Regions from separate parts of the Homo sapiens genome. Here region 2 is linked to region 1. A link is a loop called in an ENCODE intact Hi-C map of the cell type or tissue named here. Cell type or tissue: chondrocyte. All regions are shown on one strand. Each heading gives the region's core, and the rest is flanking DNA. Links, peaks and the distances in the headings are about the cores only.

Region 1 (14,994 bases), core at 4,046-12,045:
GTCGGAGCCCAGTGATCATTCCAAGAAGTGAAATGTGCCTCTGCTCTTTGACTTTCTGCAGAAACTCGCCTCTTTGGTGTGCCCCTTGACAGCCTGCTAGAAGCTGACCACAAAGTCCTCCCCAGCACACAGGTCCCGCTGGTCCTTCAAGCCGTAAGTCGCCCCTACCCCAGCTTGGGTTTATTTAATCCTTCAGAGGCTGGCTCAGGGGACCATTGTCAGGAGACATCCAGCAAAGGGGTGAAAGGATGTGCTTTAGAATCAGGCAGACTTGGGTTCAAATTCTGGCTCTGGCACTTGCTGGCTCAGAGACCTGGGGTGGATTTTTGCTGTTGTTGTTGTTGTTGATGTTGTTGTTTTTATTTTATAAATTTTTGTCTTGGCTGGGCGCCGTGGCTCACACCTGTAATCCCAGCACTTTGGGAGGCCGAAGCGGGTGGATCATGAGGTCAGGATATCAAGACCATCCTGGTTAACACGGTGAAACCCCATCTCTACTAAAAATACAAAAAAAAAAAATTAGCCGGGTGTAGTGGCGGGCACCTGTAGTCCCAGCTACTTGGGAGGCTGAGGCAGGAGAACGGTGTGAACCCAGGAGGCGGAGCTTGCAGTGAGCCGAGATCGCGCCACTGCACCCCAGCATGGGCAACAGAGAGAGACTCTCTCAAAAAATACATAAGTAAATAAATAAATAAGTAAATTTTTGTCTTAATTTTTTTTGTAGAGACAGGGTCTCACTATGTTGCCCAAGCTGGTCTCGAACTCCTGGCCTCAAGTGATCCTTGGGGTGGATTTTCTTTTCTTTTCTTTTTAACTTCTGAATCTTAAAGTCAAGGGTAGATTTTTGAACTTTCATTAGCCTCCCTTTCAACATCTGTAAATTGGGATGATGATAACAGTATCCTCCTCTTATCAATGATTAAATGAGAAAAATGTGTATGAAGCTCTCAGAATGCTGGGCTCATGGAAGTGGTCACAAAAACTAATATTATTCCGAAGGAAACCCTTCTCCTGGTACTCCCCTCTTTCTGATTTTCATGGGAGACAAACACACCATTTTGAATCCTGCTTTTCAGCGGTTCCTGGTTTAAATGCTGGTTTCTCTTTCTGACAGCTGCTGTCCTGTTTGGAAAAGAGAGGACTGGACATGGAAGGCATTCTCAGGGTGCCCGGATCCCAGGCCAGGGTCAAGGTAATGGTTTGGCTTCCTGGCTTCACTGAGGCTGCATCTCCCCCATGCTCACATGTGTGTTAAGCCGGGAGGGAAACCAGTCCCTGACTCGCCAGTGATCTGTCTTTGGTCTCTGTGTGGGTCGAGGGTTTGAGAGGCTGAAGGTGGCATGATGAGCATGGTGGCAGAGAGTGTGGGCCCTGGAGTCAGGCCACCAACGTTTAATGAGCAGAGCTCTGTGCTCAGTGACACGCACGTTAGACCATTTCGTCCTTACTTCAACCCCACGAGGGAGGTGCTCTTGTTGTCCCCACTTTGCAGATGAGGAAACCAAGCCCCAGAGAAGTGGTAGAGCGACTTCTACCAGAGCCCTGGGCCAACTGTGTTTTCATGCCCCGCCTTCCTGTAGGGGCTGGAACAGAAACTGGAGAGAGACTTCTATGCTGGCCTTTTTAGCTGGGACGAGGTTCATCACAATGACGCCTCTGATTTGCTCAAAAGGTTCATCCGGAAGCTGCCGACACCTTTGCTCACGGCTGAGTACCTCCCGGCCTTCGCCGTGGTGCCTAGTGAGTGTGCCCAAGCCCTTAGCCTGTGCAGGGATGGAGAGTTGGCTCACTGGCCTTGGTGGAGAGGGGAAGCCATGCAAAGGCAGGACTCCGTGTTCCTGGAAATGTCTGTTCCAGAAATGTCCAACTGATGGGGGAAGAAGCAAGTGTGAACATGTGAGCCCAATGTGTGCACATACACATGTGCACGCGTGTCCTGCGTGTGTTGTATGGCATGTGTGCAGGTGTGTGAGGAGAGGAGGCTAAGGTTTTGCACACTACAGTCCCTATTAGTTCTCACATGGATGAGTGGACTAGTTTCCTTCACATCTTGACATCCATGGGGTTGAGCTTATCAGCATCATTACCTGTGTATCTGTGGGCACACATGTGTGTGCATGTCCATCTGTGTGCACATCTGCAGATCAGCATGTGTTGCACGGACCTTGCTGTATGTATAGTCTGCATATATATGTTCCTGTCTGGACTTCTTCACAATCCACAATGAACAAAGATAGTCACTTCTATTTTTCTCAAAAAAATACAGCAGCTCTCCTGAGATCTCACTCACAACCGTGAGGTTCTCCCTGTCTCTCTGAATTCTCCAAAAAGCTCCAAGGCTCAGGCAGTCTGATTTCTACCCCCAAGCTAGGGACAGGGATCCTGAGAGGTCCTCTCTGACCTTTGATTCTCACGACCGCAGCGTTTTGGTTGTTGTTGTTGTTCTTCTTCTTCTTCCTCCTCTTCTTCCTCTTCTTCCTCTTCTTTCTTCTTCTTTCTTCTTCCTCTTCTTTCTTCTTTCTTCTTCTTTCTTCTTTTCTTCTTTTCTTCTTTCTTCTTTCTTCTTTCTTTCTTTTTTTTTTTTTTTAGAGATGGGGTCTTGCTCTGTCACCCAGGCTGGAGTGCAGTGGCATGATCCTAGCTCACTGCAGCCTTGAACTCTTGGGTTCAAGTGATTCTCCTGCCTCAGCCTCCCAAGTAGCTAAGAATATAGGCACATGAGACCACGCCTGGCATACTTGTTTAACATTTTTTTGTAGTGACGGGGGTCTCGCTATGTCGCCCAGGCTAGTGTCAAACTCCTGGCCTCAAGCGATCCTCCCACTTTGGCCTCCCAAAGTGATGAGGTTACAGGCATGAACCATCAGGCTTGGCCTCAACCTCATTGCAAAACATAAATCAGATTCCTTCCCTATGCTGTTGCCCACCCTCCACAGCACTCTTGTAATAAGATTCCACTTCTTACTAGGCCCACCTCCTCCGGCTCAGGTCCTGCCTATTTCTGGCCCCCTTTCCTCCTGGGCCCCTCCTTCCCCACTGTCTGGCCAGGCTCTCTCGCTTTGCTGTTCCCCCTCCTCTTTCCTTCCCTGGGGCCTCTGCACTTGCTGCTGTGTCTGAATGGAACCTCCCTCCACCCTCATTTGGCTGCTTTCTGCCATTCAAGTTCCAGCTGGCTGTCATTGCCTGCGAGGGGCCTTCCGTGACCCCACACATCATGCTGCCTGCCAGCCTCTATAATGATGCAATGATGCCCATCATACTCTGATTTATTCTTTGCTTGTGTATTATGTCTCCTCTCTGAAATGTAAGCTCCATGAGCCTGTGACTTTGTTTTCCTCCTTTACTATTGTGTCCAAGATTCCTAGACTGAGCACAGCACCTGACAGGTACTTGATAGATATTTGTTGATAAGTGAGAGAAGGAAAGAAGGGAAGGAGGGAGGGAGGGAGGGAGGAAGGAAGGAAGGTAGGTAGGTAGGTCATATGGGGTCGCAGGCCTGGCGCCCAGGGTGCTCAGCCTCTGTCTCCTACGCAGCTCTTCTCCAGGTTCCAGCCAGCTCTCAGCTGCTGGGTCTTGTCTGGCTCTGATGAACTCCTTCTTTGAATCTATAACTACTACCTCCTCCTACCTACCTCCTCTCCCCGGAGATCCTGACACCAGGTGTGAGACAGCTTTTCCTTTTCAACCCTCACAACACAGAGGGTTTCATGAAAACCTTCTATCTGGGCCCATTGAGCTCTCTGTCTCCCTTCCTAAGGGTGATTTGCTGGTTCATTGCATTTCTGACCCTGGGCTGCAGCCTGGACTGCATCTAGGTCTGTGCGGCATGTGCTTGCCTGCACATGCATGCGTGTGTTTATTTTGTTACACAAAGTATAGCGAGTGAACCTCCCACGAGCACTGGTCAGGGCTCTGTCTGAGCCAACATTAGACAAGGAAATAGTCCCACACCTTATGAAAAAAGGGATTCCTGGCTGTCCCCTGGCTTTCCAGCTCTGGAATTTCCCCAAGAAGAGACCAGACTGAGGGAGGGAGTCCCTGAGCCTCCCATGGAGACTGAGGTCCCTCCCTTCCCGCAGACATCCCCAACCTGAAGCAGCGCCTGCAGGTTCTTCACCTGCTCATCCTCATCCTCCCAGAACCCAACAGAAATGCCTTAAAGGTAAGAGTTACCATGCACCACCACCACTCTGCCATCTCAGCCCACAGCCACAGCCATGGCTTCAAATGTGCTCATTCATTCATTCATTCATTCAACAACTCTGCCAGGTGCTAGGGTTCAGTGATGACCCACACAAACCTCTCTTGAGACTTTTTCTTAAAGAAAGTAGATGAGTCCTGAAAGGGGATAGTCCCGGAGTGGGCACTGCAGAGCGTCAGTTCCACGTGGTGCTAACAGGTGTTAGCACCTTGTGGCCAAGCATGGATGGGTAAACACAGAGTTCATGAAACAAGGTTAAGAATACTTTTCTCCCCAGGACTTCTCAAAGCCTTTGGTATATTGAGGCTTTAGAGAATCTCCAAGTGGGATTAGAGTATGCAGCACTCTCCAAACTCAGTTGATCACAGACCTCTTTTGTTGTGGAAAGCATTGCATGGCACTGGTGTTCCATGCAGAACCAGTTTGGGAAACAGACCCTTAGCAAATTCTCCTTGTCGTATGGGAATGGATGCAGGGCCTTGGCCCAGCTCCCTGTACCGTCTTGACTGTCCTTCAGTCAGACTCAAGATGTGCCTCCAGGATCAGCCTGAGGAGGCCCCGGGTCTTCCTGTTTGAGTTTCTGCTTCCTTTTCAGTAAACTGAGGATGATAATAGCATTAATAGCATCTTGTCTAATTGTTTTGGAAATCATAAAAGCTAACTCATGAGGAATCATGGGGTAGAAGATGATGCTTTGCAGGGTACTCAATATGTGTCCTCTTTTCCTATCCTCTCTCCCTCCCTCTCTCCCTTCCTTTCTTCCTCCCTCCCTCCCTCCTTCCCTCCCACCTCCCTTCCATTTATTCTTCCTTCCACCACCCATTTATTCTCATTCGTCCATCTATTAATCTTTTCTTTCTCCATTCATCCATCCATCCATCCTTCCATCCATCCATCCCTCCCTCCCTTCTTCACTCCGTCCCTTTGTCCTTACTGGCTATATGACTCTTGGCACATTCTCCAAGCTTGTTTCCTTATCTGTAAAACACATGCAATAATAAGAGCTACCTTGGCCAGGCACAGTGGCTCATTCCTGTAATCCCTGCACTTTGGGAGGCCAAGACGGGAGGATCACTTGAAGTCAGGAGTTCGAGATCAGCCTGGCCAATATGGTGAAACCCCGTCTGTACTACAAATAAAAAAATTAGCTGGGTGTGATGGTGCACACTTGTAATCCCAGCTACTTGGGAGGCTGAGGTGGGAGGGTCACTTGAACCTGGGAGGCAGAGGTTGCAGTGAGCTGAGCCAAGATCACACCACTGCATTCCAGCCTGGGAGACAGAGTGAGACTCTGACTCAAAAAAAAAAAAACAAAAAACAAACAAAAAAAACCTACCTTATAAAGTTTCTGTGAGGATTAAATGAGATGTACCAATTAAAGGCCCAGGAACACAAAGAATACATAGTAAGTGGTAGCTCTCATCACTTTCTGCTGCTCTTCTCAGTGTCTCTGCTTCTCCCAGCATCTCTGCTTCTCTATTCCTTCCTTTGCATTTTGGGTAGACCCAGACTCCAGAAAGAAGGAGCTATCCTGGGCCTCACCAGGAAATGACCCATGTTCCAGACCTGTGGCCCTTTTCTACCTGGAAGTTGAAGTCTGACCCAGTTGTCTCATTAGTCTCTGAGGGAGCAGGGGAGGGAAAGAGTCTTGGACACACTGCAGAGCAGGAAACGGAGACACAGAGAGGTCATGGAGTGGGCCGGTGACACAGCTGGAACGGGAGCCCCTCTTGCTGCCCTCCCAGCTCCTGGCTCCTTCCTAGCACCCCCTTATCATTCATCAGAATGCCCTGGGGATGGTGGGGAGGCGCCAGGGATGGGCTGAGATTTGAGGGAGGCTCTGCACCCTTCCCTAGGCACTGCTGGAATTCCTCAGGAAGGTGGTGGCCCGGGAACAGCACAACAAGATGACTCTGAGGAATGTTTCCACCGTGATGGCCCCTAACCTCTTTCTGCACCAAGGGCGGCCCCCCAAGCTCCCCAAAGGCAAGGAGAAGCAGCTGGCAGAAGGGGCAGCCGAGGTGGTGCAGATAATGGTGCACTACCAGGATCTGCTGTGGACGGTGAGTGCTGCTGGGCGCTGGGTATCCCTCTGGGTGCAGCTGCCGTGCCGCCCCTGCTCTCCAGGAGCCTGGGCATTGTCCTTTCAGTTCCCTAGTGTGTCCCTTCCAGGACCTTTGTTGGCCTCTGCACAGGCCTGTGTTTTCTTCCTCCCCCTGCCTTAGTAACCAAGAAGAAGTGTCTTCACTTTCTGTCTCCACTGCCATGCCTCTCAGTCAGTCTGCTGCCATCTGGTCTACCCCAGATTGCAGGAGTTCCCCCAACTCCTGCAAATAATTCCTTCACATCAAAGCTTTTATGCTGCTGAGAAAGCCCCATCCCTGAGGCCCAGGATCACAGGGCCTGCCTAAGACAGAGCCCAGAACCAGATAACAGGGATACCCCTGCCCTCCTGCCCCCACCGTGAGCTTTGCCCTGAGTAACAAGTGACAGCAAGGGGAGGAGCCAGAGCAGGAGAGAGGCCCCTCTGCGGTGTCAGCATGCATGGTGCCCCTAGCACTGAGACCCCTCCAGCTCTTGAGACTCCTGTGAACACAAGGCAGCACCATCTACCACTGCTGACCAGGCTGCTTTCTCACCTAGCGATGCGTAGCCTCTTCCCTCCATCTGTTCATTCATCCTTCCATTCAGTCTCCCATCCATCCACCCACTCACCCACCTACCCATCCATCCATCCACCCACCCATCCATTTATGCAACTGCCCGTCACCCACCCACTCACCCACCCACCTATCCCCCCCACCCATCTACTTACCCACCCATCAATCCATTAATTCCTCCAACTCCCCCATCCACCCATATGCCAATCTATCATCCACTCACCCATCCACCAATCATGCATCTCTCCACTCATCTACCAATCCATCCATCCACCCACTCATTCACCCATCCACTCAACCATGCATCTATCCAACTAAACCACACATCTATCCAACTATCTACCCATCCATCCATCCACTCATCTACCAAACCATGCATCTATCCCACTATCTACCCATCCATCCACCCACAGTCCTTCCCTCTATCCCTTCCTTCTTCCATGGTCATTAGGTTAGATTTCCTATTCCAGAAACCAGCAAGTGAAGCCCTCTCTGACTGTTCCCACTTTTCTTCCTACCCTGCCTGGGCACTCGTCTGTGTTCTAAACACAGCAAACGCCAGCTGGCACTCCAAACTCATCTAGTACTTCACACTTCTGAATTTTTGCTTATGCAGTTTACTCTGCCTGGAATTCCCTTCCCTTTTTTTTTTTTCTAAGGGCAGAAGCCTGGTGTCCTCTGCTCATTCTTCAAGACCTCCTAGTTCAAAAGTCAACTCCTCTGTCGAAAGTCCCCTACTCCTCCCTCATACACCCCTTATACCCCCATAGTTCCTTTCTTCTCTGCACTCAGCCCTTTGAGATAATGTTGCTACTGAAAGACATTGGATTGTAATACTTCTTTTTATTGGAGGATGCTTTAAAAATTCAAGAAATTCTTGAATGTTTTCTTGTTAGAAAAGCTTCAGAAAACATAGATGTAGAAAAAGTGAAAGGGGAGAACCCCCATCACCCTCGCTCTTCCCCGTGTGTGTCACCTTTAGACAGCACACACATAGCAGCAAAAAGGGGAATTCAGAATCGACTCCAGTTTCGTCAGACCCTGGGAGACAGAAACATGTTATTAGCAGGGTCCATGGAGTCTGGGTTCTCTGACTCTGCTGGGTTCGGATCCCACAGAGAGGCATGGGTTGATCTGGAGGTCTCTGTAGGAATCCCCCAGTGTGGGCTCTCTGGGGGTTCTCAGAGCAGAGCCTGCTCCAGGTGTGTTTTGGGGACACCCCTGCCTGAGTGTGCCAGTGAGCAGCTATCCCTCAGCAGGTGCAGGACCCTCCAGCTTCTGTCGAGGGGACCACTATCCACTAAGCCTCAGGGTGGGCTCCACTCTCAGGGTCCCCTACTCCAAGGTCCACTTTAGGGGCTGAATGCCCCCTCCTCATTCCACCAAACCAGTGCTTCCGTCCCGTGTCCAACAAATGCATATTTCCAAGCCCTGTGGGACGCTGGGCCAGGGAAGAGGCCACGATGACCCTGGAGAGGGCTCTGCCTCTCGCCCCCAGAAGTCCTATCCCCCTGCCAAAACTTGATCCTTTCTGGCCAGGTCGCCTCTTTCCTGGTCGCCCAGGTGCGAAAACTGAACGACAGTAGCAGCAGGCGCCCCCAGCTCTGCGACGCAGGCCTCAAGACTTGGCTGCGGAGGATGCACGCAGACAGGGACAAGGCGGGGGACGGCCTCGAGGCGGTGAGTGCCCCCGACCCCAGACAGGTGGAGAAGGGCCGAGGCGACAGGAGGGCACCTGGGGCGCGGTGCTTCCCTTCCTCCAGGTCCCCGCTACCGGGCTGCCAGCAACGGCCCAGTGAGGCCACCAGGGGGCGTTGCGGCGCCGTCACGGGGAGCGAGGAGGCGTGGCTGCGAAACGAGGGCTTAGAAGCGGGTTGGGGAGGGGAAATGGAGTGACTCGGAGACTTCCCCTAGAAACCGTCACCGCCGCCCCATTTTTCGGCAGCCCCTGGCCGAGGGTTGGGAAAATGGGAGTCGCTCTGCGGGGTGTGAGGTGATTGGGGCTGGGTGGGGGATAGTAGAAGGGAAGAGCCTTCCAAAAATACTGAGTATTCCTAGGAGGGGTCCTGAACACGGTTCCTTATTAAAGTCCCGATTAGAGAAATTGATGAGCGTTGAGGCTGCACCGTGCACGATGTGTGGGTGATGGGTCTTTATACAAACCTACATGTCTGTGTTTGTGGGTGCGTTGCATGTACTCCTGCTGTGTGTACAAGTGCACCGACACAGGCATAGAAACACAAACATAGGCATAGAAACACAAACACACATCTGGAATGTGTATGTCTGTGATCTGTGCCCAAGTGTCCGGTATGCGTGTGTGTGTATCTTGTGATTTTCAGCGTGGGCATTTGCGTAAGTGCCATGTATGCGTGTTTATGCATCCACGTTGGAACTCCAGGCAAGCTGACTCTTATGTATATGGATCTTTCTCTCTCTCTCTCTGCAGACTCCCAAGGTGGCAAAGATCCAGGTGGTCTGGCCTATCAAGGACCCCTTGAAGGTGCCTCTCACCCCCAGCACCAAAGTGGCCCACGTCCTGAGGCAGTTCACAGAGCACCTCAGCCCTGGTTCCAAGGGTCAAGAAGACAGTGAGGACATGGACAGCCTCCTTCTACAGTAAGAGGCACCTCCTGGAGGCAGGAGCCTCTTCCCTGCAGGGAGGGCTCTGCACCCCAGAGCTGAAGGCCACCAGGGGGTTACACATACTGTTGGCCTGACCTGGCCTTCCCTTTCTGGGGTGGTCAGATGGGTTCTCCAATCTTAGAGAGTTTCTTGGCTCCAAGTAATAATCATGATGACCACCACTCACTCATTCACTTTAATAGGTATTTAATGAATGCCTACCACCAGGCACCATGTTTTTCTGTTGGTTTGTTTGTTTGTTTGTTTGTTTGTTTTGAGATGGAGTCTAGCTCTGTCACCCAGGCTGGAGTGCAGTGGCTCGATCTTGGCTCACTGCAACCTCCTTCTCCCAGGTTCAAGCGATTTTCCTGCCTCAGTCTCCCAAGTAGCTGGGATTACATGCACCTGCCACCATGCCTGGATAATTTTTTTGTATTTTGAGTAGAGACAGGGTTTTACTATGTTAGCCAGGCTGGTGTCAAACTCCTGACCTCAAGTGATCTGCCCACCTCAGCCTCTCAAAGCGCTGGGATTACAGGCGTGAGCCACCGCACCTGGCCCACCATGTATTAAGAGAATTATAGACTAGCCATGAAAAGAACAGACAGAGGCCCTGCTCTTAAGAGCTCACAGTCCTGAGGAAGACCTGGATATAAAGCAGATAGTCACGAATCAAAGATCAAGTTACAAACTGTATTAGGTTTCATAAGAAATGCAGGGAACAATGTGTCTGGAAGCCAAGGAAGCTGGTGTCATCTGGGAGCGAGGTGAGGCTTCCAGGCACAGAAAACTGCACAGTAAAGGTCCTGCAGCAAGGAGCAGAGCCTGGCCAAGGATCTGGAAGAAGGTCGGGGGCTGATGTGCAGCCATCATTCCTAGGGTACAGGAAACAGCCTGAGACCTCAAGAGCTTCCTTGTTGGCATTGGCACAAGGGACCCTCAGACTGTCATCTTCAGCAAGTATCTGATCCAGCTCCTCCTTGAACAGATGGGAGCACTAAGACTCAGAAAAGAGAAGGGACTTGCCTTAGGCCACATGGCAGAAAAGAGGCCATGGAATTGAACTCAGGATACCCATAATTATCATATAATAATTGTGATTCTTACATGATAGGCATCATTATCATATGTAATCATACAATGTCCATAATCCATCTTGACTCAAAATCTTCCCCTCACAGCAGGCTCCTGTCCCCATCTGTCACCACTCATTCCCTTGCCTTCGCAGTCTCCATTCTGATGCCCAGAAGAAAGGGGCCTCGCAGCGGGGTGCACCCCTGGCTGAGCCTCACCACGTGCCCTCCAGCTACCTCTCCCCAGCCCCTGGGTGCTGGACTCTGTCACTGGCTCCAGCTCTCTCAGGAGGGTCCTTATGCTGCTTCTCCCCAGCAGGACCAAAAATCAGTGAGGACTGCCCTTTCCAGGGCTGGGGGCCATGCACAGTTGTTGGTCTTGATGTTTCCAGAAGAAAAAGGCAGTAGTTTTTTTTTTCTCTCTCTCTGTTTTACAGCCATAGGTCCATGGAGTCAGCCAACATCCTCCTCTATGAAGTTGGAGGGAATATCAGTAAGTTCCACTGTGGGAAACAGGAACAGAGCCCGGGTCCCTGGGAGTTCTTCGACCTCAAAGGCTCACTGGGCCCTTCTGTGGGAGGCCAGAGTAGGCCTGCAGATGAGCCCTCCCTTCAGGTCTCTGTCTTCAATGAAACCAGGTGGAGTCCTGCTGTAAGGTTAAAGGTTAGCCTGTGCAAGTCTTAGGAGCCTATCCTGGAGTTTGGATTTTGCCTAGAGCTGGCCTCAGGCTTGCAGAGAGATGCAGAAGATTTGTTTAGTGTGAAGGTTCACAGTAGCACCAGTGAAACCGACGCCTCTGGGACACCCTAGCTGGGATGGACTTCATCCCTGGCCTAGGGGCCAAGGAGTCCTTAAGGAATTCTGCAAACACATATCCAGCTCTGGGAGTTCCCTGGCTCTGTGGGAACCAAGGATGGGCCGCTGTTTCCCTTTGCATTCTCTAGAGTAATGATCCTCAGACTTTACCAGAACCTCAGGATCCCCTGGAGGGCTAAGACACAGATTGCGGGGCCTAAGAATGTGTGTTTCTGATGAGTTCCCAGGAGTTGCAGATGCTGCTGGTCGGGGGGCCACACTTTGAGGGCCACTGGCCAAGAAGCAGAAGCTAAGACATGTCTTCAGTAGTACACGATGCATTGAGGGGGTGCCCCTCAGGAAAAGGGTTCCAAGGGACAGAGTGAAGGAGGATAGGGAAGGGGCAGGGGCCAGGAGTGTTCGCATCCTGGAGCTTGGCCTGATCCACTAGGTGGCTCTAGAGAACAAATCACATCAGAGTTGTTGCATTCTGAGGCAAGGGCACTGGTCTTCAGTACATCTGTGTCCGTCAGTCATCGACCGTGGGCTTCCCAGGGGAAAGGGGGTGTCACTTTTCTGGCAAGGCATCTTCCCTCAGCGGAGCTCAGTTCTCCAGCAAAAGAAGTAGCTGTGAGCTGTAGCAGTCAAGATGCATACAGCCAGGGGACAGTGCACTGCCTGGTGAAGGGCTCTGTGCAGGGGAACAGCATCTCCTACAGCCTCCCACTCAACCTCCTTCACCCCTTCTTCCCACAGATGAGCATCGCCTGGACCCAGATGCCTACCTCTTAGATCTGTACCGTGCCAACCCGCATGGTGAGTGGGTCCTTAAACAGAACCCCACCTAAACCCTGCGAGTCTCAGGAGCAGCCTGGATGCCTCCTCCTCTCCCCTGCTGGCTCTGTGTCCATGTACCCAGCATGAGAACAAAGCTATTCCAGGGGAGGGTCTGAGTTTTATTCCAAGGCTTCCTTTTCTGAAATGCCTCTCAGACCCCTCAGAAATAGACTCAGGGGTGGTGCTCTCTCCACTCAGAGGGGATGAGGGGCTAGGGCCTCAGGGAGGGGAGGCCAACACTGTAGCCATGATCAGCCCTGGAAGAACTGGACAGAGGAAGAACTTCCCTTCACAGCTCTCATGTTTTAACCGTGCACACAATGCCCTCACTCCCCTCCACCCTCCAGCCCTCCAGAGAGTTGCTTCCTACACCAAGCTTGCTGTATGACGCCACCACTTGGGGCGCTTGGATCTCCATGGGCTTCTGTCTGTGGCTTCCAGACTGGAGGAAAATTAAAAATGCAGTACCTTTATCAAGAGGTAGTTGGGGTCTTTTCCCCCCAGGCAAAATTGTTTCGAAAGTGGCCCTACAATGTGTAGTAGCAGCAGCACCAGAGACAAAACCAGGAGAGCTCTGTGACCTTGGACAAGCCCCTTGCCCTCTCAGAATCCTTTCAGGATGAGGGGCTAGGGCCTCAGGGAGAGGAAGCCAAGATTGTAGCCATGACCAGCCCCGGGAGAAATGGACAGAGGAAGACTTTGCTTCACAGCTCTCATGCTTTACATGTTGATTTGTACAATCTTGTCATTTTGTAATATGATATAATATGTAAACGTAATTGTTTAAACAGTAAAGGCACAACAAGTTCAATGTCACATTTACTTTGCCTGTTTTTCTCTCCAGTCCAGTGCTCGGTAGGTGTTGTCCTTCCAGCGAGTTGACGTGGGAGCTTGGTGACGAGAGCATCTTGCTGAGCTGCTCAAAGGGCTCTGGCCCATGTGATCCAGCCACGCCTTGAACCCACAACCACCGGGGGCGGGAGGGCAGGAAGAGAACTCAGAATGGGGAGGCATGGAGTAATGATACCCATTGCTGAAGGGTGGGGGCATTGCAGGGACAGCCTCTCTGGGAATCCTCTCATCTCCTACAGTCCCAGGTCTCACCCTTCCTCTTCTCCTCTGCCCTGGGTCTGTATCCTCAGGCCAGGTGAGGCTTCGCTTATTTGTTCACTTAACAATGAGTTTACTGAGCATTTAATTATGTGCCAAGAGGTTCACAAATTTAATCTTCACAATAATCCAGTGTTTTCGGTTTGGGTTCCCCCAGAAGCAAAATGTGAGGCAAAGACTCAAATGCAAATAGTGGTCCTAAGAAATGCAAGAGAGTGGGGATATGAGAGAAAGAGGGGGAGGCAGTCTATAAAAGGGTGCCCAATCACAAGCAAGCTACCACTGGGGGCATCTCGAGCTTAATTCCACTGGAGAACTCTGAGAAACAGTATGGAAGATGTCCTTCAGAGTTACCCTACCCAAGGGTCAAGGGAGCCAGTGTGTTTATTCAACTCCTGTGAGTCATTGGTTGACAGCTGCTCCTGAGGAGTATAGGTATTTGTTTCCTGGTACTTCCGCCTGCCAGAGTGCAGGCACAGTGTGCTCCAATACTCAGAGAAAGCCCTCAAGAAGAGATACAGATACTGGCAAGTAGACATTGGCCACTGTACACAGATGGCAAGTGCTGAAGGGATATGGGTGGGCATCAACAGAACCTGCTTCATCCTGTGAGGCAATGATGGTGAGATACTGATGCTGATGGTGATGGTGATGCTGCTGATGGTGGTGATGGTGATGCTGCTGCTGATGATGATGGTGGGGATAATGATGGTGATGCTGCCGATGGTGATGGTGGTGATGATGATGGTGATGCTGCTGATGGTGTTGATGGCGATGCTGCTGATGGTGATGATGGTGGTGATTACGATGGTGATGCTGCTGCTGCTGCTGGTGGTGATCCTGCTGATGGTTTTGATGGTTATGATGATGGTGATGCTGCTGACGGTGATGATGGTGATGATGATGATGGTAATGATGATGATGGTGAGGGTAATAATGGTAATGATGGTGATGGCGATGATGGTGATAATAACGATGATGCTGATGGTGATGATAATGATGGTGATGCTACTGCTGTTGCCACTGATGATGGTGATGATGCCAAGAGCTTGACAAGTTTGATCTTCACAATAATCCAGTATCTTAGTTTGGGCAATGATGGTGATGATGGCAGCTGTCACTAAGCAGTTACTACGCACCAGGCATTTTACAGATATTAATTCCTTTGATTCTCACAACAACCCTATGTGACACGTTATTATTCCCTTTTTATAGGAGAGGAAAAACCAAGGCTCAGAAAGTTAACATTACTTGTCTGCATGGCTGATAAGTGACAGGTTAATCTGGTGTCAAGATGCAAGCTCTACTATTTTAGACCATAAATATGAACTGTTTTGCCATAAATACCCATATTTAAAAGTGTTTTGGTAATGGTCACTTCCTCAATGTCCCCTCTTCCCTCCCTCATCCCACAATACAAATAATCTCAGAATGAGAGAAGGTATTTCTCTTAAACCAAGGAGACCTAGTAAGGAGGGATTGACATTTGTCCTGGAATTCCTCAATAGAGCATTTGAAGCTTGTAGCTGGTTAAGAGCCTCTGAGCGGCCTCAGTTTCCCTAGCAGCCCCATCTGAAGAGCCAAGATGTGATGAAGCATGAATTTAGCCTAGCATTAGCCCCACAATCCTATGAGGTGAGTGTTACCATAGTTCCACTTTACAGATGAAGAAACTGAGTTTCAGACAAGTTAA
Region 2 (14,994 bases), core at 4,147-12,146, 400 kb after region 1:
CCAATTCCCCTTACGTGTTTCCCCAGAACACAGATCTGTGGGGTTGGGATTCTTCCCCAGGCAGGTTGTGGCAGCAGGCATCAATGTCAGCTCACTATGAATTTTCCTGAGTCTTGCAAAAATGAGGAATGTGTAGTAATGAGCATTTTATAAAGCTTAAGTTTATTCTCTATAAAAGACCATCCTTTAGTGTTTTTTATTTTTTATTTTTATTTTTTGAGTCAGAGTCTTGCTCTGTCACCCAGGCTAGAGTGCAGTGGCATGATCTCGGCTCACTGCAACCTCCGCTTCCCGGGTTCAAGCGATTCTCCTGCCTCAGTCTCCCAAGTAGCTGGGATTACAGGCACCTGCCACCACACCCAGCTAATTTTTGTATTTTCAGTGGAGACAGGGTTTCATTGTGTTGGCCAGGCTGGTCTCAAACTCCTGACCTCAAGTGATCTGCCTGCTTTGGCCTCCCAAAGTGCTGGGATTACAGGCATGAGCCACCTTGCCCGGCCATCCTTTAGTCTTTTCTTGGTGCTAAGATGCTTTTAGGAAACAATGGTGATAGTAGATGGTGGTTTTATTTTTTAATGTTTTCTTTGGAAAAATAAAATGTCAACAGTCGTTCATCTATCACCCAATTAAAAACCAATTCAAAATGATGAAACAAAAACTGATGTAATCCTCAAGTCTGGGAACTACTGGGTTGTGGCTGAGTGGGCCGGGCAGGGCATCTGGCAGCATCAGCACCAAGATCATCATTCTGGGAAGTGGATCTGAACTGCCAAGCACCCACCTGGGTTTCAAGTGAACTTTGGCGCCGCTGGAGGACATTTCTATCCCCTGGAAGAATTCGAGTTGGCAAGTCTCAGCCCCATATCCCTTTTTCACCTCAAGATAAGATCAGGTATTTTCCACTCTCCAATGATTCATCTGAATTTTCTCCTCAGCCTTCTAATTTGTGATGAAACAGGATGATGGAACTCTGGATTTCTTGTCAGTTTAATCTGTTTTTTTTTTTCTTTTTTTCTGAGTCATTGGAACTGGAAATAGCCAATCAAATAATTGCACAAACAGCTGGCTACTGTGGATGACCAGGTGGAATTTGCGTGGCAGACGGTCTGGAGAGGGCTTGTCCCTGGGTCCTCACAGTCATTGCTCCCTCCAGCAAGCAAGGATGACACGTTGACGTCTCTGGTGAATCCTGGCAGTGTTCCCTTTTGCACTCTTGGGTGGCATTGGACTTGCTGGAACAGGGCGTCTCCTTGCCTGCTTAAGTGCGGCCAAAGAGATTCCCAGCGCAGCGTTCCCCCAGGCCCTCTGGCACACATGGCCACCGCTCCCACTTGTGGGTTCTCCTGAAGGCAATGAGCAGGCTAGGGAGGCTGGGAGGTTCACAAGGGAGGGGTGGTGCAGGCACAGGATTTAATACCCCAGGATCTCCATAGCCAGGTGAACGACCAGCACAGGCTACTGCCCATGGCTTCTTGACCATGGCCTCATCAGTGGCTCCAAGTATGAACGTCCTAGCCAGGTTCTTTGCTGGCCTCAGCCTGATGGGCGGACCCATATAGGACCCAAAGGTCGCCTGAGTTCCTTTCTGCGTCCCCACCACTGCCATCAGCCTCTACATCGCCCTGGACCCCAGGAGAGCAGGAGCTGGCTGATAAGGCCTTACCAGCTCACCCTCAGGCTGTTTATTTTAGCCTCGTTCTCTGGTTGCTTTTCTTCCCCGCATTTTAGGCTTGTTCTGTTTTCAAGTGCGGTCTTCAGTTTGCTTGGTGTCTGCTGTCCCTGTGTTTTCCCTTTGCTGTTGTTTTTTTGTTTTTCCTCATGGGTATGCCTCACCCCTTTAATCTCCACCTCTCTGACCTCTGCATTATTTTCCTTTTTACTGCGAAGTTTTAAAAAGAATGCAGTCGTGTTTATTTTTAATGCTCTTCAAAAGTATTTTTTCCTCGACATTTATGTTAACGTCTTGGTCTTTTTTGTACTCTGCTTGTTTGTCTAACTATTATTTTGGACATTTGTTGTCGTGGTTCTATAAATATTTTCTTCTGTGATCTTCTTTTGTTTCTTTTTGTTTTGTTTTGATACAGAGTCTCGCTCTGTCACCCAGGCTGGAGTGCAGTGGTGCAATATGGGCTCACTGCTGCCTCGGCCTCCTGGGCTCAAGTGATCCTCCCATCTCAGCCTCCCCGGTAGCTAGTAAAGACGGGGTTTCTTAATGTTGCACAGGCTGGTCTCGAACTCCTGAGCTCTAGTGATCCACCTACCTCGGCCTCCCAAAGTGCTGGGATTACAGGTGTGAGCCACTGTGTCTGGCCTTTTCTGTGATTTTCATCTTCTACTTTAGTGTATTAGTTTAAAACTCAACAGTTGACTTCCCATTTTATTTTACTTCCTTTGCCCCCCTTCTCTTCATTTCTTTTTTTTTTTTTTTTTTTGAGACAGAGTCTCGCTCTGTTGCCCAGGCTGGAGTGCAGTGGCATGATCTGGGCTCACTGCAAGCTCCGCCTCCCGGGTTCACGCCATTCTCCTGCCTCAGCCTCCTGAGTAGCTGGGACTACAGGCACCCGCCACCGTGCCTGCCTAATGTTTTGTATTTTTTAGTAGAGATGGGGTTTCACCGTGGTCTTGATCTCCTGACCTCGTGATCCGCCCGCCTTGGCCTCCCAAAGTGCTGGGATTACAGGCGTGAGCCACCGCACCCGGCCTCTTCATTTCTTATTATGCTTAATTTGCTTTAGTGGTTGGCAAAAGGCCTACCTGTAGGTGTGGGAGCTGGGGGAAGGTATTCCAAACAAAGGATTAAATGTCAGGAATGTACAAGGAGCTCCTATAAATCACCAGTGAAAAGACAACTCCAGCAGAAAAAAATGGGCACAGGGAATGGAAGGCAATGTATAGGGGCAGACCCAACACTCCACCAAACCACTGAAGAGATATTCAAAGTTAGTCATCAGGAAAACACAAGCTAAAGCAACAATTAGACATCACTCTGCACCAATGAGATTAGCAACACAGTGGAAAGGTGGCGGATGGAGATGCGGCGGCCTCTGTGCGCAGCTGGTACGGCAGTCCTGGAGAGCCACCTGGGACTACTCATGTGTGTTCCTGCCCCACAGCCCAGAAACTCTGCTTCTGGGGGTGTGTTCCCAACAAAATTCTCACCCGGGTCCTTAGGAGACACATGTAAGGATGCTTACTGGTGTGATGGATGGGGTGGGGACTAATGTCCATCCCTGGGAGGTGTGCAGGGACAATGTATTGGATGACACTGTGGATCAGTACAGAGCAGGTTCATAGAACACAGACCTGAGAAATAGCTGAGTGGAAGAATTAAGAAACTGCTGTAATCCCAGCACTTTGGGAGGCCGAGGTGGGCAAATCACAAGGTCAAGAGATTGAGACCATCCTGGCCAACATGGTGAAACCCTGTCTCTACTAAAAGTACAAAAACTAGCTGGATGTGGTGGTGTGCACCTGTAGTCCCAGCTACGCGGGAGGCTGAGGCAGGAGAATCACTTGAACCTGGGAGGCTGAGGTTGCAGTGAGCCAAGATCGTGCCACTGCACTCCAGCCTGGCGACAGGGCGAGAGTCTGTCTCAAAAAAAAAAAAAAAAAAAGAAAGAAAAAAAAAAAGAAACTGATGTGATAGTCCTGTTCACGGAGACTAAAACTACATGCACACAAAACCAATACGATTGCAAAAATATGTACAAACAAGATGTGCATCGCAAGTGTTGCCTGTGGGGGTGGGGGTAGGACACAAGGATTGGCAATAAAATAAAATGTAAAATGAAGTAAGATGGGGATAAGGAGCCTCAAGTGTTCATCTGGAGGAGATGTGGATTTTAGGACACATAGCCCTTCTTGTCTAAGGTTTTAGACCTGCTCACCAGTGGCCCCGGGAGGCAGGAGGTTGTGGAGTTGGCTTCAGAAGCCTGCCTCCCACCTCCAAGCTCATATTCTGGCAGGAACCACTTCTACCCTGGATGGAGTGAGTCGGCCAACAACATGAGACATTTTGATGCTTTTTTTCCCTATCACAGCGCATTTTTACTCAGATACATGATCTCCTTGGGACACCCTTTTAACTCGTGTTTATTCTACATGCCCCATGGTACAGTTAATTTTCATCGGCAATCTGAAAGCCAGCAACAGCCGCAGAGCTTGTCTAATCACCAAGGAGTCAAAGACATGCAGCCCCGCGGCCCCTTTCAGTAGAGGTGAAGGAACTCACTGGAAAAGCCCTCCCCAGTTTATGATTAAATAGGCTACTAAAATGGAGGGTAGCTTATAGGATTTATCTGGGCAGAGCGCCTTCATACTTCCAGGGCAGGAACCAGTAGGACAGACAGTGTCATTTAAGTCCTTCCTGCTGATCAGTATCCTTAGGTTGGAATTTATGCTCTCAGCCCATAGGGACTCTTGTTCCCTCCACTTCGGCACTTGGCACTCTGCTTCTGAGCCTTTGGCCTTCAGGAGGCGAAAGAGAACTGGATACACCAAGGCTTTGAAGATCCTGATGAGCTTTTGCCATCCGAGGAGCATGTAGACTTGAGCTGTGTTTGCTACACCCAGATGTGGCTCCCTCCTCTCTCTTGGGCTTACTGATCATTTAGAACCAGTTTAATTAGCACTGGTGTCTGCTTTTCCAAAGATTGCCTGGTAGGAGGCAGAAATCTGGGCCAGGTTAGTGAGGCAGCATGCAAACTGGAAGAGACCACCAGGGAACTTGTACAATGTAAGTCTTACTCCAAGCTTTCCATTGCTTGGAGAAGGGTGTTCTAAATCACCCTTGGTCTTCCCGACTTCAGTTGCAGACTCAGAAGGAGGGCAGATTCTGGGGCGATTTCTTGACCCAGTGGTGATGGGGTCGTGGGAACTCAGCTTCTAGGGAGACAGGGTAGGTTTCCTGTCCCCAGATTAATAAACCAAGGTCACTTCTCCTGAACTGTGATGATGCCTGGCCCTGTTCTTAGTGGGCATAGATGGAGTTAACTTTTTTTTTTTTTTTTTTTTTTTAGAGGCGGGGTTTCACTATGTTACCCAGGCTGATCTCGAACTCCTGGACTCAAGCGATCTTCCCATCTCAGCCTCCCAAAGTGCTGGGATTATAGGCATGAGAGTTAGATTTTTCACATGGGATTTTTGCCAATTGATTAGTCTGTTGCCCCAGCCAGGATTAGGACAAAAGGGCTTTGCATCCCCACAGCCTCTCTTGATTGATCTTGTTCATGCACAGATGGAATTCGGACACCCTTTGGGTATGTGAATAACCCTTACAGGCCACAGGACCCAGATTAGTGACACCACAACTGGGCATCATCTGAGTAGGGAGGACAGGAGCACTGAGCTCCAAGTCAGAAGATCCGAATTAAAAAATGACCACCTTTAATGAGGTATAATTCACATGTAATAAGTGCACTCATTTAATTGGATAGTCAATACGTTTTGACAAATCAGTACACCACAGTGACCACCAAAATCAAATATAGAACATTTTCACCCAAAAAGTTTCTCATGATCTTTTGTAGTCAACAGCCACCCCGACTTTGCCCCCCAGCCTCAGGCATCACTATTCTGCTTTCTGTCACTATGGGCTAACTTTGCCTTTTCTAGAATTTCATACACATGGGATCATTTAGGATATACTCTTTTGGGTCTGGAGGAGACCTGGTTTAAGCCCCACACCCAAAATTAGATAACTTTGTGACCCTTGGCAAGACATAATTTTGTCTTCAACTCAGTTTCCTTACCAGTGCAATGGGGTGGTAATAACTTAAAACCAGCAAGCCTTCCTTCCTTCCTTCCCTCTCCCTCCCTCCCTCCCTCCTGTCCTTCCATGTGCACAGGTGCCACAGTGAGCTCCATTGTAAAATTCCAGAAAGGAGCTGGGTCAGGGGTTGCTCAGGAAACAGGAGCCTCTGCTCCCTCCACGTGTGTCACAGAGGGCACCCGCTGCCCCTCCCTCCATGCCCATCCCAGCCTCCCTGGTGCCGTGGTGTGCAGGTCCCCGCATCTCCTTCAAGGTGGACTCCTTTTATTTAAACAAGGGAGATAGGAAGTCACCCCGGAAAGAACCAGATGCGGTGATGAGGGCCCCCACCCTCAAGATGGGCAGAGGCCAGAGGTGACCAGGACCTAAGCAGAGGGGAGGACCATGTCAGGGGGTGGGGGTGCACAGAGGCCCGGAGTGGGGCCCGCCTGGCCCTGGGGCTCGGGACACTGGAGTTTTCAGGGGGAGCAGTGAGTGGAAGGCTCGTGGAGCTGCTGGACACCAGATGAGTGTTGGCATCAGGACACACACATTGCTCAGAACCACCCAGGAACAATCTGATGGACACCTTTGTGCCCTTCACAACACAACTCACTGACACTGGACACCCAGAAGCACTTGCAGATAAGAGACCACTGCACACAGAGCACAGTCCCTGCTTCCCTGGAGCTCACGTGCTAAAACATGACCCACATCCAGGCTGCAGCCCGTCCTTAGCCAGGGATGTGGAGGGTCCTGAGTCTGGTCCTGTTGAGTCCTGAGTCCTCCAGACTGGCCCTGCCAAGTTGCCAGGCATCTGATGCAGCAGAGCAGCGCTATGCTGCCCTCTGCTGGCCACATGGAGGCAGTGAGTCCCCACACTGCTGTCCACTCCTGGCAATGGGCTCAGGGGAAGTGGACTGTGTTTCTGGTCCCTTGCTTCTGACAACCTGATAGAGCAGATATGGAAGGGCAGAGGCACTATAAGAACTCTTCTCCCAGTTCCTTGATTCCCCCCCATTATTCCTTGTGTGTCCCCCACTTCCCCTCCCTTCCCTGTGTCTGGATTTAAGAAATGACAGTTGAGGCAAATCATGTTGCTTTTTCGGCCATCTCCTGCAGTGTCCCCTTTCCATGGCCTCATCCTGTCATGGCCCTGAGCTGTTGCAACTGGTTCAGGGAGGTCTCTCTTGGCCATCTTTCATCCAGTGGGGATGGAGAGACCAGTGCCATTTCTGGAGGGAGCACCTGAGTTTGGAGGTGAAACATAGGTGATACCTTATCCAGGTGACACCTTCCCTAGGCCACAAAACCATAGTTTCTAGATGGAGCTGGGCATGGTGGCTCATGCCTATAATCCTAGCACTTTGGAAGGCTGAGGCTAGAGGATGGCTTGAGGCCAGGAGTTTGAGACCAGCCTGGGCAACATAGGCCCTGTCTATACAAAAAAATAACAATTTAAAAAATTAGCCGAGTGTGGTATGTGTGCCTCCAGCCCTAGCTACTCATGAGGTTGAGGCGGAAAAGTCACTTGAGCCCAGGAGTTTGAGGCTGCAGTGAGCTGTGATCAGTTGTACCACTGCATGTCAGCCTGGTCAACACAGCGAGACCTTGTCTAAAAAAAAAAAAAATAAAAATAGATGGACTGGTGCCGTGCCTTTTTTTTTCCCCCCACAGATTCTTTGACATGCCTCCCATGCAGAGGTGGGGTCTATGTCCCTCTCATGAATCTGGCCAAGTTGGTAGTGGTTTTGACCCAGGGTTGTGTGAAGTGATGTGGTGTGACTTCTGAGGCTGGGTCACGAAAGGCCATGCAGCTCCTGCCTGGCTTGCTGGGACACTGCCACCCGAGCAAGCCAGCTACCTGATAACCAGGATGCTGGAGAGGCTACTCATGGGCTGTGGTTCATGATGCCATCTGAGAAGTGGGTCCTCTGGCCCAGCTCTTCCAGGGCCCAGCCTTCTGGGTCACTGTCAGCTGAGGCCCAGACATGCAGGAGTACAGACAAGCTGTCCCTCCTGTGCCCTGTCCCAATTCCTGACCTGGCTTCTGGAGCTTGGTTTGGAGATGGAGCCCACCTTGACAATGCTGTTTCCCTGGGAGAATGGGCCCCCTCTTGGCTGGCTTGCAGGAGCTCTGGGAGTCTCCTTCCCCTGTGACTCCTAGGGGCTTGGTGGCTCTGAGCTGGGCAGCTCCACATTCTCTCAATTTCATTCTGTCTGATCCATGTTAGTTTTATTTACTTTTTATGTATTTTTTATTTTTCTGACATAGAATCTCGATCTGTTGCCCAGGCTGGAGTGCAGTGGGGATCATGGCTCACTGTAACCTTCAACTCCTGGGCCCAAGGGATCGTCCAGCCTCTGCCTCCCAGAATCCATGTTCGTTTTAATATGAAAGCAACGTTTTATGCGACAACCAGGAGCTCTGAAGGGTTTTCACGTGGATGAGCCACACGCCGGGATTTGGAATTGCGGGAAGTGCCCAGCGAGTAGGGTAGGAGGAATGTTGGGGGTGGGACTGGACTAGAAGGGAGGCTGGGACGTCGTCGAGAACGAGATTGCAGGGACGCTGCGGTGGGAGAAGTCGAATTCCCACCCTGTTCGTCCTCCGCAAAGAGTGACTGAGGCTCAAAAAGCCACAGCCTTGCCCAAAACGGATGCAGCGGGCGCAGGCACGGTCCACACCCCGAAGCTTGCCGATGCCCTCGGCGGCAGCCCGTCCTGCAGAGCCGCGTTCCCTGCGCCCAAAGCAAGGTCGGACCCCCACCGGGATTCCCGGAACCGGGTGTCCCGCGCGTCCCCAGCGCAGGCAGAGACGGCGAGACTTCCGGGTCGGCGTTGCACACGGCGGCCGGCAGGCGGCGCTGGAGCCCCGCGTTTGGGCAGCCAGGACGCCCTTGCGCTGCTTCGGGTCCTGCGAGCGCCCAGGGAGGGGGTGAGTGCGGGGAGGGGTCAGACCCGTGTCTTGCCCGGTGCGAGCTCACCGCCTGCCCACCGGGCACGTCCACAGCAGCTCAGTCCCGGTCTGAGCGCATCGGAGTGAAAACAGCCCCCGCACCTCTCGTGACGGTGTCCCCTTCTCTGTCCACGTTGCAAGAAGCTATACTGTACTCACCAAGTCTTTAAATCTTGACCACTTCACCAAGGAAGGTATGAACCTCTCCATTTTACAGGCCCAGTTCAAAAAGCAACGACAAAAATCAACACCAGCAAACCTTTATGGAGTTCTAATTATTGACCTGGCCTGCCAGGGTCCTTCAGAGTGGAGTTGGGGTGGGTGCGGGAGAGGGGTCAAAAGCCAGCCCTCAGGAGGGGGCCACCCGCGCAGCCCTCTCTCCACCATCAGGGCTCTTGCAGACCCAAGGGCCTGCCAGGAGAAGCAGATGGGCCATGGTAAATCTGAGGGGCCATTGGGATGCCCAGACTGTCCCAGGTCACCCCATTTCTGCATTTTTGTTCATTTTGTTCAGGTGGCCCTGAATGTTGTGCCCTCCTCTTGGGAACTGTAAGTAATACAATCTTCCTTTCAGGCAGTTGACTCTGTGTCTGTCATCTTCCCATACCTGATTACAACAAAATCATCCCATGTACATTTTTAAACAACTGTCTAAGATTGTCGCAGGGCTCAAATGACTTAACTTTAAGTGCTTACAATGATGCCTGACACATGGTAAGGCTAATCGAGGAGTAGCTATTGTTACATCTCTTTCTCCAGCCTCTTCCTTCTTTGCACCAACTGCCTCCCTCTGAGCAATTTTGAGGGAGGTTTATCTCGAGGTGCAGCCAATCCCAGCTGCTAGGGCCAAGATCAGCCACGTGCTCCTTTCCCTTGGCCATGGCTTTGGACACTCCAAGCTGGCAGTGAGTGCCAGGTGAGGGGGCTGCTAGGAGCCGGCAGGGGGGATCTCACCTTTGTGCCACTTATGTCCCTAATCAGGGGCAACCTCCCCAAATCTGCACCCCCAAATCCCCTCCCCAGCTTGACTGGAGAAATCACTCTAACTCCCAATGATAGCAACTCCAAATCATAGCAATAATAATTTACTGAGTGCTTACAGTGAGCCAGACACAGTGCTAGCATCTTGTACCAGCAGTTCTCAAACTTTTTGGCTTCAGGAACCCTTTACACCCTAAGAATGATCAAGGCCCTCAAAGCTCTTGTTCATGTGGGTTGTATCTATCACTAATTACCATTTTAGGAGTCAAAACAAATTTTAATAATATTTATTTATAATTTATTTAAAATAGCAATAATAAACACTACATGTGAGCATAAATAATATATTCCTATGACAAATAACTATATTTCACAACACACAAAATTTAAAGAGAAGGAAGTGTGGCTTTGTTTTATATTTTTGCAGATCTCTATAATGTCAGCCTTAATAGAAGACAGTTTGATTTTTATATCTGCATCTGCAAGTTTTTGAGATACCACATGTCATGTAGCCCCTGTAATATTCCACTGGGAGTTTTAAAAAGCTTTCACTGAGAGCAAAAAACCCCCACAAATAACATGTTTGTATTATTGTCAACATTATTCTGAATTTTATGGACCATCTGAAAGGGTCTCAGAGACCCCAGAGGTGCCCATAATACACTGTGGAAACTGCTGCCTGATATACATGATGGGTAGCTTCCAATATTGCCCCATTTTTACATATGAGGAAACTGAGGCACAAGGAGATTAAAGTGACTTGTCCAAGGTCATGCAGCCAGGCATCAAAGCTAGCTGGGGAGTCACTTGATTTTGGTGTCCAGGGTCCCAGCACTGAGCCCTGAAAGAGAGGGTAGGAACTGGGCACAGAAAAAGCCGGAAGGGCAGGTTGGGCCATGAGTGGGGGAGCTGGGTGTGCAGTGAGGGGTGGGGGTGGGAGGGGACCGGGGGATCAGTTAGTCACCAAGTGGTCCTGGTGACAGGGCTGGAGATGGCAGCTGGCGGCGGATGTAGCCTCGGGCTGGAAAATCAATAGGTGATCAGCGGTCCAGGGGCAAGCTGTTCATCAGGTGCGGCAGAGGGGCAGGGGCAGGGGCGGGGGGGCTGGGAGGAAATATCACTGACCCCCGGCAGGATTGATCAAACAGCCAGACACCCAAGGCCAAACTCACTAATAAAGTGAGACATTCAGCTCAGCCCGGCGGCTGCTGCTGAAGGTCTTAAAAAAACCGCTTACTGGGGAGTTCTTGATAAACTGTCTTTGTTTCTTGAGGCAAGTGGGAGGGAGGACAGACTGTGGGGAGGCCTGGCTCGGCTGCCGTTTGGCCTGGGACTCATGGTTTGCCCCAGGTCTGGACCACAGAACCCTGGTGCTTGTATGGCATGTGTGCTTGCACTACAGCACATGCCATTTGTACAGGGCATGTGCAGACACATATGTGCACACTATGTCGCACACATTCAAATGTGCCTGCACATGTCTTTGCACGCCCGTGCACATGCTACAACCTACATTTGCTTATGGTATGTGTGCACACATATGCATGTGCTACAGCACATGTGTACAAATATGCCTTGCATGTGTGCATAGACATGCGTGCACCGCATCACATGGCATTTACACATGCATATGCTATGGCACATATGTGGGCACAAATGTGCCTTGCATGTGTGCGTATACGTGCATGTGCCGTAGCACACAGAATCTGCCTTTGAGGGGTGAGCATGTGTGCTTGGGGGTTAAACTCTTTCTCCATTGTTTCACTGATATCACCACTTTCTCTGCCTGTAGTCCCAAAGGTGCCACATTTGTAATGACAGTCATGATTATTATGGGGTGGGGAGATGGACGGAAAAGTAGGGACTGGAAAACTGTATCTAAAAGGCTAAGCTGTACAACAGAGAGAGGCAGGTGTGAACAGGAAGAAAGAGGGGGAGGAAAAGTGAAGGGCCGGCATGGTAAGGGCTAAACATCGTTTGGACTGGGAGTTGAGGGAGAGAAAATGGCAGGATTCGGGGGTGGCTGGGTAGCTGTTGGGGGAGCAAATTAAAGAATAAAGGATATGCAAATATAATTTTTATTTTTATTGATTTATTTTTTTTAAGACAGAGTCTCATTCTGTTCCCCAGGCTGGAGTGCAGTGGCGTGATCTCAGCTCACTGCAACCTCCACCTCCTGGGTTCAAGCAGTTTTCCTGTCTCAGCCTCCAGGGTGGCTGGGACTACAGTCTCATGCAGCCACGCCCGGCTAATTTTTATATTTTTAGTAGAGACAGGGTTTCACCATATTGCTCAGGCTGGTCTCGAACTCCTTTCCTCAGATGATCTACCCACCTCGGCCTCCCAAAGTGCTGGAATTACAGGCATGAGCCATCGTGCCCGGCTGCAAATAGAATTTTAAGAACTGTGTTGGGTAATGACATCCTTTGACATTCTTTCAGGAATCCAAGTAAAGAGTAGAACCTTTCCCGATCACTTTCTGATTGTTGGACTGTGTTTTGTTAAATGTGCTACCGTATTAGACTGGGCTTGTGCATACACAGAATTTATTTTGATTTAATAATTACATCACTCACATTGAGAATGAAATTTTATTGGAATGCTTTTGCAGATGAGAGGTTTTATTAAGAGCTTTTCCATGTGTCATATACTAACTCGAAGGTATGGATACTACTTTTATTTCCATTTTTTGGATGAATTCATTGGAGCTCAGAGGCTTAATCACTTGCTTAAGTCAGGTGGCTTATAGGAGGTGGAACTGGGATTTGAACCCAGCCCTCTGACTCCAGAGCCCAGGCTGCCTTGGCCATTATTCCAGAGTATAGTGGGGAATCTGGGGGGTCAGACAGGTAGACCAATGGAGGAACATTTGCCATCCCTGTATCTTGCCCCAAGATAGGTGAGTAGAGCCCTGAGGAGAGGGGCAGTGCATTTGGCTTGCACACCATTCAGACCCTTCACCCACCAGCAGTTACAGCCCATCTAGCCCCAAGATCCCTCCCCCAAGATCCCCTGGCTGGGAATCATCTGCTCTCTTGATTGCTGAAGGGTGCATGGATGCATTGGAAGGGGCTGGGAGGATATACCAGGCTCTGACTTTATGGTGTGTAGACCTTAAACCCCCAAAGCCTTTTTGGTTTTATAAAAGCACAGAACAAAGTCATTGAGAATGATCAAGGATCGAAACCATGGGAGAAATATAAAACTATATTTTCTTAAAATGTGGTCATTGAAACACCTGCATTGGAATCACTGGAGATATATAAAAATGGAAATTCCTGGGTGCCTCCCAGATCTACTGAACCAGAATCTCTGAGTCTAGGGGCCAAGGGATCTGCATTTAAAAAAATGTCTTGAGTAATTCTTCTGCACATTCTAATCTGATCCTTTGTATTTGCTGTTCCCTCCACCTGGCATGCTCTCCCTGTAGCTCTCTCTTTGGCTCCCACTTTCAATCCTTTAGATCTCTGTTCAAATATCCTTTCCTCAGAGGGGTCTTTCCTGCTATCTTACCTAAAATAATACCCCTTGCATTCTCAATACTCTTGCTCTGCTTTATTATGTTATTATTTTTAGCTACATGGATGCTAACTATATGTAAATAAATAATATATAGTGTACAATATAGATAACAATACATGATAAAGCCATTTAATCCATATCAGCCTTATCAATGTGCTTATTTGCACCTTTTGGTCTGCTCCCTGAGAGGCGAAGCTCTCGGAGGGCAGGGCTGGCCTGCCTTGCTTAGGGTTGCACCCTCAGTGAACTGTATTGGGTCTAGGAGAGGTTGATATGGGGGAGGGGATGATGCATGCAGAGTGCCCAAGGCTTAGTGGGTGCTCAACATAATGACTGTATCCTAAGCGTGGTGTATACTATGAAAACAAAAAGCCATAAGCTTCCTTGTTCTGGTAGTAATTCCCTACCCCTCCACCCTAAGGACCAGTGAAACTGTTATGAGAGTGACCAAGAAGAAACGTCTTCTCTTGTCCTCTTCAATGTCTGAATTCTGCATCCAGCACATTATCTTCGGTGTCTCCCCCATTTACTTCCCTCGCCTTCTTCCTTAAGGAATATCAGCAATGATAATCCCAGCGACTGGCCAGGCACGGTGGCTCATGCCTGTCATCCCCGCACTTTGGGAATTGAGGCGGGAGGATCACTTGAGCTCAGAAGTTTGAAGCTGCAGTGAGCTATGATCGTGTTGCTGTGCTCCAGCCTGGATGACAGAGCGAGACCCTGTCTCAACAAAAAACAAAAAAACTCAGAAACTATAGGTACTGGTAGACATGCTAATTTCACATCTTAAGTAGACTCCTTAACTCTTTCTGTTGCACTGGCTCTCAGTCAATTTTGGGGAAATCTCTCTGGGAGGGGAACTCTCAGGTCCAAGGCTGGCAAAGGACCAATTGAGTTCCTCTTCTGGAGGACTGGGTGACACAGACACTCAGGTCACTGTGTTTGCCCTGAAGGTGGATGGCAGATGGGCTCCAAAGATGCTGGGGTACAGATCCCCTCTGCCTTTGGTAAGAGGCTGGGGAGGTCTGGCCCTGGTGGAGCCCCCAGGCTGGGACCTTTGGACCAGAGCAGCTTCATTTGTGTACCCAGTGAATCTTACGGATTTTATCACATTCTCTGTGTGCCATAATGTGAAGAACGTTGGGAAGCATTGGTGTAGGTGCAGGGGTGAAGGCAGTTGCATTGGGCCATGAGGCCATCTGTGCTTTGTTTGCTGGTCTTGGACCAGCCTCTGTTTGTGAGTATGAGCTTGTCTGGGCCTCTGTTTCTTCAATCAGTAGCACTGTAACCAGGACACTACAGCAGATATAGCCCAGGAAGGGGCCAAGGGTCTTGAAAGGGCAGAGGCAGTGGAGTGGGGACGATACAGGGAGTCTGAACTGGGAAGGGCCTTGCTAAGAAGAATGTGAAGCCTAAGGTGAGACAAGAGATTATTCGAGAGCTTGGAGCATTGATATATGAGTTGGGTATGATTGTCCCTATGTTTCAGACAAGGAAACCAAGGCTCAGAGTAGTGGAAAAGCTCACCACAGTCAACGGCAGAACTAAGTGGGCCTGAGTGCTTTCTTTTCTTAATGCTGCCCCTTGTAGCTCAAGGAAATTTGATGAAGAGTGTTTTGAAACTTCAGCTGGCTCTTGACAAGTGTTTGTGTGACATTTTGGTGGGAGAGATGGAGATATGTCTGCTGGTATTTGGGACAATTGGGTACATCGCATCAGTACCAGTGGGAATAGAGCAGCCTTGACATTTCACCATCTGAGGAATGGCAGGAGGACTGAGACC

What was found. Hi-C counts contacts between places; a loop is a spot of excess contacts. Peaks named below come from ENCODE experiments on the same cell type or tissue, not always from the same donor. Only the 100,000 strongest peaks of a DNase experiment are listed, where the experiment ranks them.
Region 2: it touches region 1 in a loop (7-fold over the local background); 53 of 110 quality-filtered maps call a loop at or near these places.

The regions. Positions count from the first base shown.
Region 1 is chr20:38,637,647-38,652,640 of GRCh38, forward strand. It overlaps ARHGAP40 (Rho GTPase activating protein 40), which reads left to right. Exons shown (of 15, transcript NM_001164431.3): 7 at 62-153; 8 at 1,115-1,192; 9 at 1,581-1,740; 10 at 4,080-4,162; 11 at 6,058-6,264; 12 at 8,401-8,541; 13 at 9,311-9,480; 14 at 10,997-11,052; 15 at 12,111-13,007. The coding sequence ends at 12,202. Among named protein-coding and RNA genes, the nearest start is that of ARHGAP40, 43 kb to the left of the region's middle. RefSeq lists a silencer at 8,571-8,690. In chondrocyte, for the core only: CTCF peaks have their summits at 8,651 (motif pointing right), 11,798 (motif pointing right) and 11,997; no DNase peak of the experiment used is centred there.
Region 2 is chr20:39,041,638-39,056,631 of GRCh38, forward strand. No RefSeq gene overlaps it. Among named protein-coding and RNA genes, the nearest start is that of DHX35, 87 kb to the left of the region's middle. RefSeq lists a silencer at 975-1,175. In chondrocyte, for the core only: CTCF peaks have their summits at 6,615 (motif pointing left), 6,841, 8,603 (motif pointing right) and 8,856; no DNase peak of the experiment used is centred there.